Linked DNA regions of Homo sapiens: region 2 is linked to region 1. Evidence: chromatin loops called from intact Hi-C (ENCODE). Cell type or tissue: natural killer cell. All regions are shown on one strand. Each heading gives the region's core, and the rest is flanking DNA. Links, peaks and the distances in the headings are about the cores only. Region 1 overlaps DIP2A (disco interacting protein 2 homolog A). Region 2 overlaps DIP2A (disco interacting protein 2 homolog A).

Evidence for each region. Peaks named below come from ENCODE experiments on the same cell type or tissue, not always from the same donor. Only the 100,000 strongest peaks of a DNase experiment are listed, where the experiment ranks them.
Region 2: a loop joins it to region 1, with 3 times the contacts of the local background. A loop is called at or near these places in 3 of 110 quality-filtered maps.

What each region holds. Positions count from the first base shown.
Region 1 is chr21:46,478,465-46,487,472 of GRCh38, forward strand. DIP2A (disco interacting protein 2 homolog A) reads left to right here. Exons shown (of 38, transcript NM_015151.4): 2 at 6,293-6,364. Among named protein-coding and RNA genes, the nearest start is that of DIP2A-IT1, 20 kb to the left of the region's middle. In natural killer cell, for the core only: no CTCF peak of the experiment used is centred there; a DNase peak (open chromatin) is centred at 5,037; H3K27ac peaks cover 1,383 bases.
Region 2 is chr21:46,532,816-46,541,319 of GRCh38, forward strand. DIP2A (disco interacting protein 2 homolog A) reads left to right here. Exons shown (of 38, transcript NM_015151.4): 11 at 709-832; 12 at 1,189-1,298; 13 at 1,770-1,872; 14 at 4,409-4,473; 15 at 4,631-4,724; 16 at 5,668-5,787; 17 at 7,062-7,176. Among named protein-coding and RNA genes, the nearest start is that of S100B, 68 kb to the right of the region's middle. In natural killer cell, for the core only: no CTCF peak of the experiment used is centred there; no DNase peak of the experiment used is centred there.

The DNA of each region.
Region 1 (9,008 bases), core at 511-8,510:
GCCTCCCAAAGTGCTGGGATTACAGGCGTGAGCCACCACGCCTGGCAAAACTTTCAAGAATTACTCAGGCTGACTCTTGTGATCCACTTGGAGAGAAATTACACTTCACAGTATTGAGTCTTCAGATTCATGAATGTGGTATATCCTTTCATTTCTTTAGGTCTTTAATTTATCTCAGTAATGTTTTTATAATGTTGTTAGTTTCTGGGTAGTGGTCTTGCACACCTTTCATTAAATTTATTCCTGGATTTGAGATACAGTATTTTTCAGTCCTAGAATTTATGTTTTTTTTTTTAAATTCACAATCCTGCTTTTTAATTCCCTAAACATATTGATTATGGTTATTCTAAAGTTCCATTTTCTATAGCTTTCTATTATTGTTTCTCATGGATTTTAGTCATAGTTTCTTGCTGCCATATGTGCCTAATTACTTCTGATCAAATGCCAGACATTGTCTATATAGTGATCATTTGTGACCACAAAGGGCTTACTTTTGCATCTGGTAGGTAGATAGGTTGGGAATAGATGCAGTCCAAGATCACTTTAATCTATATAGAGAGAAAGTGATTTGAAACTGGCTCCAGTCCTTATGAGTGCTGCTCTATTTTTAGTTCATACCCAAGGTGTGGTCCTTCTGAGTCCCAACAAACAACCTGGGATGCTTTCCAGGGCACCTCGTCCGTGATGAGCTCCTGCCTCTCTGAGTCTGTCCAAGTTCCACTCAGTTCAGCTACTTGGTGATTACTTTTTGACTTCACTTGGCCCTCAGTTCTTCACTTCTGTAATGTCTTCAGATTTAAAGAAAAACTTTAATGTGATCTTTTTAGTTGTTCCCATTGGAAGAGTTGGTCTGAGTGCTATAATTTTGTCAGTGCCATAAATGGAGTTCCTATGTGTGTGTATGTATTCAGTTTAATGAACATATTTTTCATATTTTATTAAAAACTGAGATAAAATATTTACTACACATTTAAAAAGCCCGCTTTTAATTACAAATGAATGAGACAGTGGACATTCAAACACTGCTGTGGAAGCATATCTATACTCTTCAGCGTTAAGCATAATAATTTGCTTATTTTTTTTTAAGGTCTCATTCTGCTATTCAAGCTGGAGTGCAGTGGTGCGATCATAGCTCACCGCAGCCTCGAACTCCTGGGCTCAAGCAATCTTCTCACCTCAGCCTCCCTAGTAGCTTAGGACTATAGGCATGTGCCACCACAGCCAGCTAATTGGTTTTTTTTCTTTTTTTGTAGAGACAGGGTCTCTTTATGTTGCCCAAGGTGGCTTCTAACTCTTGGGCTCAAGCAGTCCTCCCACCTTGGCCTCCCAAAGTGCTGGGATTACAGATGTGAGCCACCATGCTTGGCTGCATAAATAATTTAAATTGCAGTCAGATAGGCTCTACTTTTGTGTATTAGATCTGTATATTTAAGACCCCTGTGTTTGGAAACTTTAAGGCTTGGAAAGTGAAATCTCTACGTGCTTATATTAAGAACGACTGTTACCAGTGAATGGTGCCACCGTGCAAAATATTACTCTTCACAGATTTTCCTCACCTTTTGTTCTGTGTCACGAGCTTGGAGACTGCCTGTATTTTTTTTTTTTTTTGTGTGGCATCTGTTTTCAAGTTTTATTATGGTCAGGTATTGTATTAGTCTGTTCTCATGCTGCTAACAAACACGTAACCGAGACTTGGTAATTTATAAAGGAAAGAGGTTTAATGGACACACAGTTCCACATGGCTGGGGAGGCCTCACAATCATGGCAGAAGATGAAGAAAGCAAAGGGACGTCCTACGTGGTGGCAGGCAAGAGGGCGTGTGCAGGGGAACTGTCCTTTTATAAAACCATCAGATCTTGTGAGACTTACTATCCGGAGAACAGCATGGGGAAAAACCTGCCCCCGTGATTCAGTTACCTCCCACTGGGTCCCTCCCATGACACGTGGGGATTATTACAATTCAAAGTGAGATTTGAGTGGGGAGGACACAGAGCCAGACCATATCAGGTGTGGATCATCCCTCATTTTATTGTTTCCTCCTGCTCTGTGTCGGCACCTCCAGTAGGACCTGTCTAGTCGTGGCAGCTGTGGGCTTTCCCAGCTGCCATGGCACAGAGACCTTGCCTTGGGATCCTGGGTAAGCTTGTGTGGCCCAAGTTGGGACCTAGTGGACTCTTTGGACCCGTTCTTTGGCAGCAAGGGAAAGGCCAATACCTTTCCAAAGGAATAAACACTGGCAGCTGTGTCCAGCTCACTTGGGTCCAAGGTCTCTGGTGTGTATCTGATTTCTGGCTGGTGCCCACCTTGGAGGCGGTAAAAGTGACCTGACCAAAGGCAGACTGTACTGTACTGGATTGGAACCTGCCGGGCCCTTGGGGCTCCCAGCCATTGTGTCATGCCCTGTTGGGGTGCTTCTTCCTTAGCCACACTTGGTCCATTGTGGAGTCACCCAGCTGCTAACTGCCTGAAGTACTTCTTTGTCAGACACTCCTTTCAGACTCCGGAAAGCTGATTTGCTTGAGCCCAGAAGTTGGAGGCTGCAGTAAGCTATGCCACTGCACTCCAGCCTAGGTGGCAGAGCGAGACCCTGACTCTAAAACATAATAAAAGACCAAACAAGAAAAAGAACAGCACCATCATCCCCAAACACTCCTCATATTATCCCTTTGCAGTCTCCCGGTCCCCCAGCTGATCTATTCCCTATCCTTATGGGTTTATCTTTTCCGAAATGTCATATAAATGGAATCATATAGCATGTAACCTTTCGAGAATGGCTTTCTTCTTTCAGCGTAATGTATTTTGAAATTTATTCACACTTTTGCAAGTATCAATAGTCTGTTCCTCTTTATTGCTGAGTAGTTTTCCATAGTATGGTTACGTCACAGTCTCTTCATTCACTTGACATCTGGGTTGTTTCTAGTTTTTTGGTGATTAAGAATAAAGTGGCTATAAACAATTGTGTACAGGTTTTTATGTGAACACAAGTTTTTACTTCTCTAGGGTAGATAATCAAGTGGAATTGCTGGGTCGTCTGGTGAGTGTTTGCTTTACTGTATAAAGAACTTCCACACTGTTTTCCAGAGTGGCTATACCATTTTGCATGCCCATCAGCAATATATGAGTTTCTATTGCTTCACAGTCTTTGTCAGCACTTGACATTGTCAGTATTTTTAAAGCTTTAGCTGTTTGAATAGGCATATAGTGGTATCTCATTATGGTTTTGTGTTTCCTAACAGAAGGAAAATGATAACAGCGGAAATCAGTGAAACTGAAAGCAGAAAAAACAATAGGAAAAAATCAGTGGGGCCAGGTGCAGTGGCTCACACCTGTAATCCCAGCACTTTGGGAGGCTGAGACGGGTGGATCACTTGAGGTCAGGAGTTCTAGACCAGCCTGGCTAACATGGTGAAACCCCATCTCTACTAAAAATACAAAAATTAGCCAGGCGTGGTGGCGCATGCCTGTAATCCCAGCTATTCCAGAGGCTGAGGCAGGAGAATCACTTGAACCCAGGAGGCAGAGGTTGCAGTGAGCCAGTTGTGCCACTGCATTCCATCCTGGGTGACAGAGCAAAACTCCGTCTCAAAAAAACAAAAACAAAAACAAAAAACAGTAGAACCAATACCTGGTTCTTTGAAAAGATAATAAATTTGATAAACCTCTAACAAGACCGACAGTGAGAAAATACCAAAGACACAAATTACCAGTCAGGAATGAAAGAGGCCAATCTCTATAGACTGCACAGACATTAAAGCATGATAAGGGAGTACTATGAACAACTGTATCCATATCTGGTCATATGCCCAGTAGATGTTTCGGGCAACGATTGACCACATATATAACAGTGGCTCCATGAGATCATGATAAAGCTAAAAATTCTTACCACCTAGTGACCTTGTAGCCATTGTAACACAACACATTACTCACGTGTTTGTGGTGATGCTGGTGTAAACAAACCTGCTGTGCTGCCAGTCTTAAAAATCTAATCCATATAATTAGGTACTGTACATAATACTTGGTAATGATAAATGAATGTTACTGGTTTATGTATTTACTGTACAATTTATTGTTATTTTAGAGTATATTCCTATTATATTTTAAAAATGTTAACTGTCAAACAGCCTCAGGCAGACCCTTCGTGAGCTATTTGAGAAGGCTTTGTCATTATAGGAAGTGTCAAGCTTCCATGCATGTTATTACCCTTGTGCACTACTCATCTTTGTTCCTGTGACCTGTAGGGGTAGTTGAGTGCTTTTGAGAATGGGTTTTTAGAAATTGTGTTGCCGAGTGAAGGACTTGGTGATATTACTAGGGATTTGGCATCTGTGATCCTAAGTGAGATTCTTCTGCAGCAGTGGAGTTCAGCCAGAGCCATATTCCGTACCTCTGTGATGCAGATTAATTGCCTCTCCTACACACATGCACATTTGAAAATTACTGCCTTCTAAACCTTAAAAAGTTGTGCACAAGTTGAAATTTAATAAGTGAAATTGTACAGTTATATCCTGAACCTGATGAGGATTGTCACTGCAGCACTGAGCATGTTGGTGTGGGTGGTGGCTGGCTGTGGACCTGGGAGTGTGCAGTGATGGAGTGAGGGGGTGAACAAGGATGATGTACTTCCAAGGGGTACCCGGGTCAGTGCAGTGAATCAGGTGTGCTCATTGCATTGAGGAAGGGTTGGTTTTAAAAATGGAAGGCTTAGGGAAGAAAATAGTGATTTATAATATGATGCCATTCGGGTCAATTAAAAGTACACAGACACAAAGCAACATGCATTCTGCAGAATATATTCTAAAAGACACTATAAAAAAGTTTCTAAAAGACACTATAGAAAGAAGCTATAAGAAAATATGTCTAAAAGACACTAAATGCAAAAAAAAAAAAAGTCTGAAGAGATGGAACACAGTGGGGACACAGGGAATAAATAAATGGAAGGACAGGCAGATAAGCATGAGAGGCTTGGGAGGAGCCAAGTGAGCTCTTAAAGCAGAGGCTCTGTGCAGAGGGCAGGGCTTGGGCGCAGTGCAGGGTGGAGTAGGTGGGGAGGTTGTGGTAGGCTGGTGTGGACCAGAGCAGCTGCTTGGCCCACAGGCCGTGGCTCAGGCTCTTCTTCTGTAGGATGGCATATTAATGCCTACCCAGAGGCTTCCACTGAGGCTTAACTTAGATGTCAGATATTCAACGGTGTCAGTCTGTTCACACAACAAATCCTACAATAAAAAATACATCTAAAGGAAATACTCAATTATGTACTCAATAAATGACATCAGCCTGTGTCTTCTGATTCACAGCAGCCTTACTGCTTTGCTTGCTTGTTTTGAGAGAAGGGAGATCTTACAAAACACTAAAAACTCTACCATGTTCACCCAGAGGACAAGCTAATCATGAGAATTGTAATATGTATTTCTGGTCTAAATAAAGTCTTCACATCACACATCCCCTGTTAGAACTTCCAGGTATGTGTAGGAAACCAAATAGTGTGCTTACATTAAGAAGTGTTTTCATGATGGTGCATTTCCTACCTCATTCCTAGGTGGTTTAATTTGTTTTCAGGCTGTTTTTCCTTATGATAATTTACTGGAACAGCCGTCCTTTTTCCTCCTTTCCCAAGGACACCCCTTGGCCTGGGACGGCTTGTGTCCCATGGGTCCCTTATTGCAATACTTGTGAAACTTGAACCTGCACAGGAGTTACTGGAGGATCTTGATAAAGTGCGGATTTGGATTCTGTCAGTTTGGGATATGGCCTTAGAGTTTGCATTTTTGGCAAGCTCCCAGGGGATGGTGATCACAATTTTTAAAATTTGAAGTGTTATTTACACACAGTAAAATTCACCCTTACTCTTCTACAGTGGTACAGATTTTTGACAAACGCATATGCTCATGTAACCACCACTACACTCCCAACGTAGAACAGTTTCACCACCCTCAAAATTCTCTTGTCTTTTCCTCACTCCCAGCCCCTGGCAACCACTAGCTGTATCTGACGCTATGGTTGTATCTTTTCCAGAATGTCATAAAAGTTGAGTATTCAGTAGCCTTTTGAGTCTGGCTTCTTTCACTCAGCAGCATGCATGTGAGATCTATCCAAATTGCTGTGTGTATCAGTAGTTTGTTCCTTTTTTATTGCTGAGTGGTATTCCATTTTATGGGTCCATTATAGTTTATTTGTCCAGACACTTCATGGAAGGACATCAGTGTTTCCAGTTTTTCAATCATAAATTGATGTTTAATTTTAAAATTTTGGAATTGTAGAAGAAATGCAATTCTTTTTTCCATTGTTGTTTTAGGTGACATCACTCAAAAAGGATATGAAAAGAAAAGGGCAAAGCTGCTTGCACGTTATATACCGCTTATTCAAGGTAAGGTCAATACACTCAGGTGTTACATAGCAATTATATTGTTTCATAACATGTGATTTTTAAATTGTTTTTAGAGTTTAACATTTGTTAGCAATGTTAAACCAACTTTAAACACTGGTATATGTTGATTATTGATTGAGACAGGGTCTCGCTGTGTTGCCCAGGCTGGTCTTGAAAAATATGCCTCTAATATTAAATAATAAAATCCAAAGGCATAGATTATAATTTAAAGCTCTGGCTTGATACAGATCTCAGATCTCATTCCCAAAGAGGATTTATTTTATTTTTATGATTATGAACAACCTGGCACAATTCTTACTAGGGCTAGAGCATCTATTGTAAAGATGTCGGTTCTTCCCACATTAGATTGATTTGTAGATTCAGTGCATTCATCATTTCAATAGGTTTTGTGTGTGTGTGTGTGTGTGTAACTTAACGAGTTAGTTCTAAAATGTATATCCAAGTATAAAAGGTCAAGAGACCCAAAATATTTTCAAAAAAGAATGAGGTGAGAGGATTGGCCCAACCAGGATATGAAGAGTTATTATTAAAGCCGTTGTCACTAAGACAGACTGGACAGCTCAGACAAATGCATATGTGTGCGGACTTTGCACATGGGAATGGTGGTGTGGCAGGCATGGTGCTGGCATAGTTCTTTATCCATATATGAAACACATGACATTGGAGACAAAAATCGGTTCCAGATGTATTAGGCCTAAATGTGAAAGGTCTTTAAAGCCTTTAGAAAATCTTACAGGAAGATTGTTGCCATCTCAAGATAGGAAGGATTTTTTGATGTCACTAAAGGTACCAAAAAGCAGGAACCATAAAGGAAAGGATTGATTAATTGGACCACATTAAAATTAAGAACTTTTTTTCAAACGTCATCATAAAGAGATTGCAAAGACAAACTACAGAGTGTGAGAAGATAGTTGTAACACAAATAAGAAGTAGTATCCAGAGGCCAGGCGCGGTGGCTCACGCCTGTAATCCCAGCACTTTGGGAGGCTGAGGTGGGGGGATCATGAGGTCAGGAGTTCAAGACCAGCCTGGCCAACATAGGGAAGCCTTGTCTCTACTAAAAATATAAAAATTCGCCGGGCATGGTGGTGCGTACCTGTAGTTCCAGCTGCTCGGGAGGCTGAGACAGGAGAATCACTTGAACCTGGGAGGTGGAGGTTGCAGTGAGCCGAGATTGTGCCACTGCACTCCAGCCTGGGCGACAGAGTGGGACTTCATCTCAAAAAAAAAAAAAAAAAAAAAGAACTAAAGAACTAGTATCCAGAATGTACCGAGCAGTGCTGTCCAGTAGAACTTCTTGCAGTAACGGACATGTTCTCTGACTGCATTGTCCAGTATATGAAACACCAGCCATGTATGATGATTGCACATAAGAGGCAAGGTCTTACTCTGTTGCTCAGGCTGGTGCACAGTGGTGTGATCATAGCTCACTGCAGTCTCAAACTCCTGGGTTTGAGCAGTCCTCTCACTTCAGCCTCCTGAGTACATGGGATTACAGGTGTGCACCACCACGCCCAGCTTACTGATTGAGATGGGGTCTCGCTATGTTGCCCAGACTGGTCTTGAACTTCTGACCTCAAGCGAGTTTTCTGCCTCAGCCTTCCAAAGTGCTGGGATTACAGGTGTGAGCCACCACACCTTCCCTTAATTTAATTAGTTTAAACTTAATAGCCAGAAAGTCTCCCAACATGATAAGAAAAGTCTAGTAGAGAAATGGATGAAGATTCAAATAGGTTATTTCATAAGAGGAAATCCAAATAGCCAATGAGCAAATGTAAAGATGTTTAACCTCACTAGTAATCAGAGCAATGCACATTGTAACCACAGCCATCTGTCCTGTTGGAGAGGATTCAATCAGTAGGATGCAGGCAGCTAGTATTACATAGTAAAGTTGAAGAGGTGCAGCAGTTCTTCAGGTACATATTTGCCCTAGAGAAACTCCTATTTGTTTGCACCTTATTCTCTTGTACAAAAATGTTCATTATATCTGTAAACTGCCAAGAACTCAAATACCCATCAACAGAATTCATACAGCGGAAAGCTAAAGACCTACATGCATCAGCAAGAATGAATCTTGTAAACATCGTGAGGATGAAGGAAGCAATTACAAAGGCATATAGCCAATACAAGCTTAAAAAAAGACGCCAAACCGATCTGTTAATATTTAGAGAGCTGGTGTAGTGAGTCCAGAAAGAGAAGGAAATGGTTTTCACAGAAGCCAGCACACCATTTCCTCATGGAAGTTAAATTGGAGAGGGCCACAGGGACCCCTAAGGCACTGAGTGTTTTATTTCATAACCTATGTGGTGGTTACATTGATTGTTTCTTAATAATATTCTTAAACTGCATACATGCTTTGTATTGCCTATATTGGTATGATATATTTTATAACAGATCAACAACAACAAGAAGATTGACGAGGCTCTTTATATGCTGATATTTATTCACCCAAAATAAAAACAAACTCAGAGTAAAATTGGGATTGAAGGAAACTATTAAAATATCTCTAAAGCCCATTTGTCCAAAATCACCAGCAATCATCAAACTAAACAACCAGATACTGTAGCCATTTCCATTCCAAATGGGTAAACAGAAATGCTGGCCATGCCCATTCTTATTACAC
Region 2 (8,504 bases), core at 505-8,504, 54 kb after region 1:
AATAATATGATTACTGAAAAAAAATAGACAAGGCATGAATTTGAGAAAATCAGTTTTCTGTCATCCTGTCCCAGAATTCAGGCAGTTGTTAACAGGAGCATTATCCAGAAATATTCAAGAATCCCAAAAGTAAAATTTGCAAATCAAACTAGTGTATCTCAAAGCATAATATGTGATGGGCAGGTATTTGAATGCAGTGGTTCTTAGGAGTAAAACTAGAGATTTGTCAAATTTATATGAAGAAAATGACAGAATACTGCTGAGGGACACAGAAGACTTGGCTACAAGGAAATGTGTTTCTGTGTGGAAATAATTTAATATCGTTGGTGACCAGGCCTCTCTAGATTAATTTGTAAATTTCAAACATGATTCAATAGAAATTTCAATGCCATTAACTTTGGAGTTTATTAAAAATGCTTCTAAATGTCATTTGTAAGAATAAACTTTGAGAAATTAGCCCATTAAACTTTATATTTCAACACAAATACAAACCAAAATTATCTTTTAAATTTAAACATAGTTGTCACATTTTCATGAACTATTTCCGTGAAAAGATCATATATATCAATAATGGGACTGAATTATTCTGGAAGTTTTATGAGGGATGAAAAAAAGATCTGTTCTCTGTGCATGGCCTGGAGCACCAAGGGTCTGGGGCTGTGGCTGCTGTGAGCACCCCACCCCACACGGTCACTCTGCTTTCTGCAGGATGCAGGCAGCCAGCAGGTTGGGTTTCTGCTGGGCAGCTGTGGAGTCTTCTTGGCCCTGACCACAGACGCTTGTCAGAAAGGCCTCCCCAAGGCACAGACAGGAGAGGTGGCAGCTTTCAAAGGTGAGGCCTCCCAAGGGAAGGGGAGTCAGTGTTCTGACTGTGGTCTGTGTTAAATGCATGGTGTTCCAGAAATTAAACATGACAGAGGTGTCTGGGTCTTCAGCAAAAGTGATCCCTTGTTCGAGTCCTTGGTGAATCTCGGTTTTCATCTGGCTTCATGTCTCGACCTGTACTGTCTAATGTGGTAGCCACTGGCCGGATGTACCTTTTTAAATTATATAAAATGAAATGAGACTAAAACTTGCACTCCTTATTCGCTCAGTAGCTAGTGCTGCATGTTGGAGGCGCAGGCTTCGAGTGTGGGGAGCAGATGCCTCTGACTGCTTGCTGTTCTGTGTCCTGTCTGTGTGTCACAGGTTGGCCCCCGCTCTCCTGGCTAGTGATTGATGGGAAGCATCTAGCCAAGCCCCCAAAGGACTGGCACCCTCTGGCCCAGGACACAGGGACTGGGACTGCCTACATTGAGGTAATGACTGTTCCTAACTTAGAGAATGTAAAAACATGTCCCACAGGCTTAAGTCTTGCTTTTCATAAGAATGTAAGTTGCTATTCTTTTTTGTTAAGTTTCGGCCTAAGAGTTCTTGTTTTATCTCTGCCCTGGAAATACAGAGTGTCATATAAATCCTTGCTCAGATCCTTCCAGGTTTCTCTCTCATCTAATTCTCTCCTAACTGGCTCCCTGGGGATGCAGACAGTTATGAGGGAGCCCATGGCGCACCATTACCCTCGGGCACCTGCCCAAGAGGAGCCACAACTTCCACTGAAGCATCCCCTCAGCGGCCAGGGTTTTGCCATGTACCTGGGCTGCTGGTTAGAGGCCGATGGTTAGAGGAGAGACACTGACCACTTCTTCTTTTGAAGATTCTACCAGTTTCCATTCTGTCTGTTGTCACCTCTAGAAATACCACATCATGTTTTTTTCCTTGAAATCTTTCAGTATAAAACCAGCAAAGAAGGCAGTACGGTGGGGGTCACAGTGTCCCACGCATCCCTGCTGGCACAGTGCCGGGCTCTGACCCAGGCGTGCGGGTACTCAGAAGGTAAGGGCTCTCGGGGGTGGGGCGGTGGCCCCTCCAGCCTCACACAGATACCTGACGTACCTAATCATGTGACTGTCACTGCACCTGTCAAAACCACCCCTGGGTAGTGCCTTTGCCCATTAATCCGGGTCATGCCAGGTAGGGAGATGCACTGTCTTTAGCATGCTTACAGGGTCTCTGTGGTTGTGCTGGCCAAGAGGGCACACGGTGTCTCTTAGCAGAGTCCAGACAACCCCATCAGGGTTGTTTTCAGTAAATGCACATGGATGTTGATTTTATGGAACATGGAACCTATATCCCACTGATTGATTTATACACAGTGCTGGGTTCACAGGCCTGCCCTGGGGGGCTGGCTTACTCTGTGACATACTGAGGGTCAGGGCATTTTTCATTCAAAAAGAGGAAAACACTTTTAGTTTTCTATTACTTTATCTATGACTGTAGTTTTGACCTCAGCTGTCATGGATATAAATATATAAGTAGAATCTTTATGGTTATAGATGATCTGTTGATAAAGTATAGTCAGCACCTGATTTACTTCAAATGTCAGATACTTAACTTGAGATATCTTTAAATTAATATTATTTAATTGATAAGTACTAATTGTATATATTTATGGGGTACACTGTGACAATTTTAAAAACTGTAAAAATGGACTCAGTAGTTTTCTTACATTGTAATACTAGAATTGAACAAAACTACTGAGTGAAATTGAATGGTATGTCTAAATATCTAAAATATAGGTGTTCAGGCCAGGTGCAGTGGTTCATACCAGTAATCCCACCACTTTGGTAGGCTAAAGCAGGAGGAACACTTGAGGTCAAGAGTTTGAGAGCAGCCTGGACAACATAGTGAGACCCTGTCTCTACAAAAAAAGGGAGAAATTTTAAATAGAATTTTTAAAAAAGAAAAAAATATAGGTGTTTAAAAGCAAGGGTATAAGTTGAGGGCACAGCTAAAGCTTTTACTTGAGATTTGGAAAGTGATTTTAGGTATTTTTTAAGGGCTTTATTAAAAAAGTTAGATCTTTCAGATCAAGCCCCGTGACTTTCTTTGTCTTCAGCTCAGAGCTGATCTTACATATGTCACCTACAATTTGGGTTCTTTAGCCAGGCGTGATGATGTGTGCCTATAGTCCCAGCTACTCGGGAAGCTGAGGTAAGAGGACCGCCTGAGCCCAGGAGTTTTGGGCTGTAGTGGGCTGTGCTAACCAGGTATCTGCACGAAGTTTGGCAGCAACATGGTGACCTTCTAGGAGTGGGGAACCACCAGCTTGCTAAGGAGGGGTGAACCGACCCAAGTAGGAAAGGGAGCAGGTCAAAACTCCCATGCCAATGAGTAATGGGATTGTGCCTATGAATATTCACTGCACTGCAGCCTGGCAACGTAATAAGACCTCGTCTCTAAATAATAATGATAATAATTTGTGTTCTTAACCAACAGAGAAAGGGTGTTTATAGTACTGTTATTCATGGTGCAACAGCATTTCCTGGCACACAAATCAAACCTCTCCTGTTTGCCTTTGGAGTGCTGTGGCCTTTGGCGAGAAGCCAGGTCTGCCCACAGCCCCAGGCTCTGTCCTTTCTGCCTGTGCAAGGTGGGAGCCGGATATTAGAGAAGACTTGGCCAGGGGCTCTGAGCAGAGAGCTGTGCTGGGAACCCTCAGGACCCCTATCCACTCCAGCTTCCTAAGATGTGTTAGCTGCATACCTCTGGGTGAGAAAACGGGCAGAGGAAGAGTGACTTTCCGAAGGGTGATGCAAACCACCAGCTCTTACAGAGGGGAGATGCCGGATCACGGCCTCTGGGTGTGAGAATTGAGGAGATGTGGTGTAGAGTTGAGAAGTAAGAATATCCCTGACAGTTTTTCATCCCCACCTCTTGATTCTGAGAAGAATACCCACTCAAAAATATCTGATGAGAAGATGTGGAGAGGCCGAGTGCGGTGACTTACACCTGTAATCCCAGCACTTTGGGAGGCTGAGACGGGCAGATCACTTGAGGTCAGGAGTTTGAGACCAGCCTGGCCAACGTGGTGAAATCCCTTCTCTACTAAAAATACAAAAATTAGCCAGGCATGGCAGCGCATGCCTGTAGTCCCAGCTACTCGGGAGGCTCAGACAGGAGAATTGCTTGAACCTGGGAGGCGGAGGTTGCAGTGAGCTGAGATTGCTCCATTGCACTCTAGCCTGGGCAACAGAGCAAGACTCTGTCTCAAAAAAAAAAAAAAAGAAGAAAAGACAAGCTGTGGTGACACCTTGTATAGCTTCTTCAGTATGTGATGTTCCTGTGCCTTCTGATTAGTGCTCAGCGTGGTTCTCTGTGTTAGTTCCATGACCTTCTACTTTTATGTGTTTCCAGTAATTTGAATAGATAACCAGGATTATTATTAATTGGTATGTGGTATTTGGAAATGCTGTATCTGTTCCTGAAACTTACATGTTGATGACGTACTCACCTCAGAATTTCTCTAGAAAATGCATAGGGCTTATTGAGAGGGTTGCTCAGTGGTGTCACCTTCTTTGTCCACTTGCAGCTGAAACATTAACAAACGTGCTGGATTTCAAAAGGGATGCTGGTCTGTGGCATGGCGTGTTAACAGTGAGTGTTGTTTGCTGATGACTAACTGTTGGAACAAGGGATTGAGATGAACCCAAGCCTCTGCCTGAAATGTTGTTGGGAGAGTACATCGGTTTTGTTTTGCTTTTTCTGGTGTGGCTCGGGCCCACTCGCCCTAAGCATGTGTGCTCCCCCACAGAGCGTCATGAACAGGATGCACGTGGTCAGCGTCCCCTACGCGCTGATGAAGGCGAACCCACTCTCCTGGATCCAGAAAGTGTGCTTCTATAAAGGTAACGGATACCATGGTCAGGGCCTTCACCCTTCTTTAGGGAAATCTCTTTGAACTGACCTTTGGTGCTTAAGAAAAAATAAAGCTGACATGTGGAACTGCAGATGTAGGCTGAAGAGCTGTGGGACGTCTTTCTTGGTCACACCCCTGCCCAGGAATATGGGGGCTTTCTCTGCCTCTGGCATGGCCCTCAGGGTTTCGTGGGTGATGTGGTAAGTAGGGCCACTTGGTGGGGTCTGGGCCTTACTTCTCTCAACGGTTGAGGTGCCTCCTGGGACCAAGCAGGAGGCCCCAGCATGGCCACACCTGCACAGTTGGCAGTCTGTGTCTCTGCCCTGTGGAGCTCAGTGGCACTTCTACCAGCCACTGAGGCACTGGATCACCTGGGTCACCCATGTTGCCTTGTTCTACCTACTGGGCTGTGCCCCTCTAGACATGTCTCAGAGCAGTGTGGAGGGGCAGCTCTCTCTGTCTGTCCTACTTTATGGAGGGAAACTGAAGCTTGGGTAGGGGTGGGGGGATTGCTGGATTCCACATGCTAGCCAGTGCAGGGGCCAGACTGAGGCCTGAGACCATCTGTTTAGCTTCTGGGGTCCTCACACTTCTCAGCCAGCACCAGGGGTTTGGGGAAGGACAACATGAGATGAAGCGGGCAGATAGGAAAAGAGCAATATGGAGCTTCTAAGAAAAAATTAATGTTGGAAATGGATCTGAGGTTTTGATGTCTAAATTGTACCTCAGAGTTGATTTTTGTGGAAAAAGCTTTGAGGGTTTGTTAGACTGCATGTGAGAGACGGCTGCAGAGAGCTTGTGACCTGGGAGCTAAGTGTTGTGTCTGTCTGTGCATGTACACCTCTCTGTGGGATGAGGTACACGTGTCTGTAGGCGTGTGAGGGTGCCAGTCCTTGTGACGCAGGGATGTCTGTGCCATCCTCTCTCTGCAGCTCGGGCCGCGCTGGTGAAGTCGCGAGACATGCACTGGTCTCTCCTAGCTCAGCGGGGCCAGAGGGACGTCAGCCTCAGCTCACTGCGCATGCTGATTGTGGCCGATGGTGCCAACCCGTGTGAGTGAGCCTGTGTGCCCGGCGCATACCCCACACAGTGTCCCCTCCTGCAAACCAAAGTAGAATACACTGAGAAGCAAAATGGAGGCATTTTCACTGCCATTGTCATATAGATACACATGTCCCATCGTTTCTATGACACGGAACATCTTGGTGATTCACTGGTTTATCCCATGCATGTTTATTAGGCCACTAAATTTAAAAGCAATTTTAATATGCTTGATGAAAGGTACATGCCTTAATGAGAGTCATCTTTCTTAAGAAATTACCAGATTGTGCTGTGGCCTGGGGTTCCTGTTTCTCTTTAGGCCTCATCCCCACCCTCCTGCCCTTTGTCCTGGTGCCCCCACGTCTCTGGCTTCTGGCTTCACTTCTCCCACCAGGACCCAACCATTCTCCCTCCTGGTTTGCCTGGGTGTCCCCCACATCCTCCCAGGAGGAGCTCCCTATGGCTGCTGCCTGACCACGTAGGGCCTCCTGCGTACGGTGGTCTGAATGGGAACTGCTTTGTCAAGGCTGCACACGTGAGCTCTGGGGCCCAGGACTGTCCAGGGTCTGACTCAGTACCTCCTCTGGGGAAGCCTCAGGTGATGCTGGTCACACAGGGGCTCCTGTTGCAGCACACACCTGTTGACCAGGTATTAGGGGTTTTCTTGTTTGTTAACCTGCATCATTGTCTATGCACTGGAGACTACCCTGCATCAGAAGCTGATGTTTCATCTTATCCCCTCTCCAGTGTGGCCGACACCCCATCTCTTGGGAGGTCACCCCACCTTTGAGCACCCCCAGAGCCTCTCATTCTCTTGGTCCACACCTGAGCCAGGCAGGGCCTGCTTCTGGGTTCTGCAGCACTGCTCAGGTCTCTGCGTCTCCACCCCAGGCGCACCGCCACTCCGTGGTCCCCATGGTGGAGTCAGAGTGTGCACCTCCTCTCCAGTGCCTCTTCCCATGGCACTCCCCTGTTGCTGCACCTGATCCTTGCAGTGCCGTGCAGCTTGTCTCCCACCACATGCAGCACCTTCCTGTCCCTAGTGATGCCCCTTCTGCCCTTTGGAGCACCAGACCATCCATGGCTGTCTGATTTCCTTTAAAGATACCATCTTCCTTGAAGAACATGAAGTCTGAGGGTACCTGTGAAGGGGCCCCTTCCTTCTGCTGATGCAGCCCTGTGGTTCCGATGGCCGCAGGCTGCGCTAACTTGAGCATGTCCAGCCACCCCTTCCCTGCTGGCCCCCCAGTTAGTGCTGGCGTTCCACTCTTGTTGCTCTGTGCAGGGTCGATCTCCTCCTGTGACGCCTTCCTCAACGTCTTCCAGTCCAGAGGTCTGAGGCCAGAGGTCATCTGTCCTTGTGCAAGTTCTCCTGAGGCGCTGACTGTCGCCATCCGCAGGTAACCTTATTCCTTGCTATGTCTCATGAGCACTTAGTTGAATCTTCTGCATACAGCTGAGTTATCCTGGAGCTGTGCCTGTGCCTGTTAGGATCCAGGCCCATTTGTGCAGTAGTACCTTGGTGCCTGGCCCCCCACATTTTGCCGGCTTGGGTTTGTGTGGAGAATTGGGTAGGAACTTCCTGGGCCATACTCTGGATTCTTGCAGAATGCCGGCTTGCGATTTTCCTGAGTGCTTCCCAAATTAGAAAGGCCTTGTCATCTCGTCTGTAGCTGTGGTAAACATTACAACCTAGGAACTCTTTCTTACTCTGAGGCAGGTGTCGGTCAGCCGTGGAGTCTGTGGGAACCACTGACCTGCCTGGAGAAGCACCCGGCCTGGTGCTTAGTGCCCGGCCACCCACCTCCCGGGAGGCCTGTGCTGCTCCTGTGGCGGTTTCCCTCATGTCATGTTTCTCAGCCTAGAGGGCATGTTGAGCCTGCAGACTGCCCTGAGTGTCCTTGTGTGTGGGTGCGGGGCTGCTGGTCCTTCCTGTGCTCCTCACTCCCCTCCTGAGGTTTCCTTTCCCCTCTTCTCACCTGCCCCACTCCCAGCTCCATCCTGTGGGTAGAACTCAGTGTGCTCACAGCTGAGGTGTCTTAGCCTCAATTGTAATCTTGTATTATAGTCATATATTCATAAATGGTATGTGTTTCCATATATGGAACTAACCCTAAGTTTTTAAAAGTAACCCTAACTTGGCTGGGCACGGTGGCTCATGCCTGTAATCCCAGCACTTTGGGAGGCCGAGGCAGGTGGATCACCTTAGGTTAGGAGTTCGAGACCGGCCTGGCCAACATAGTGAAACCCCATCTCTACTGAAAATACAAAAAATTAGCCAGGCGTGGTGGCAGGTGCCTATAGTCCCAGCTACTCGGGAGGCTGAGGCAGGCGAATCGCTTGAACCCAGGAGGTGGAGGTTGCAATGAGCCAAGATCATGCCATTGCACTCCAGCCTGGGCAACAAGAGTGAAACTCTGTGTCAAAAAAAAAAAAAAAAAAAAGTTACCCTATTTAATCACTTAACATTAAAAAAACGCTATTGTCGTCTACAAACTATAAATTATTCTTCATTCTTTTGTTCTATGGTGATTTGTTTTGCACAACTGTGTAATTTTTTTCATATTGGAGGAAACGCCTGTTGCTCAGTATTCCAGTTACTATTGTTGTATCACAAACAACAACAGTCATTTTATTGTCTCTCATGCTTTCTGTGGGCCAGGAGCTTAGGAAGGCCTCTGCCAGGTGGTTCTGGCTTGCAGGAGATGGTGTTTGGAGGGAGCGGTGA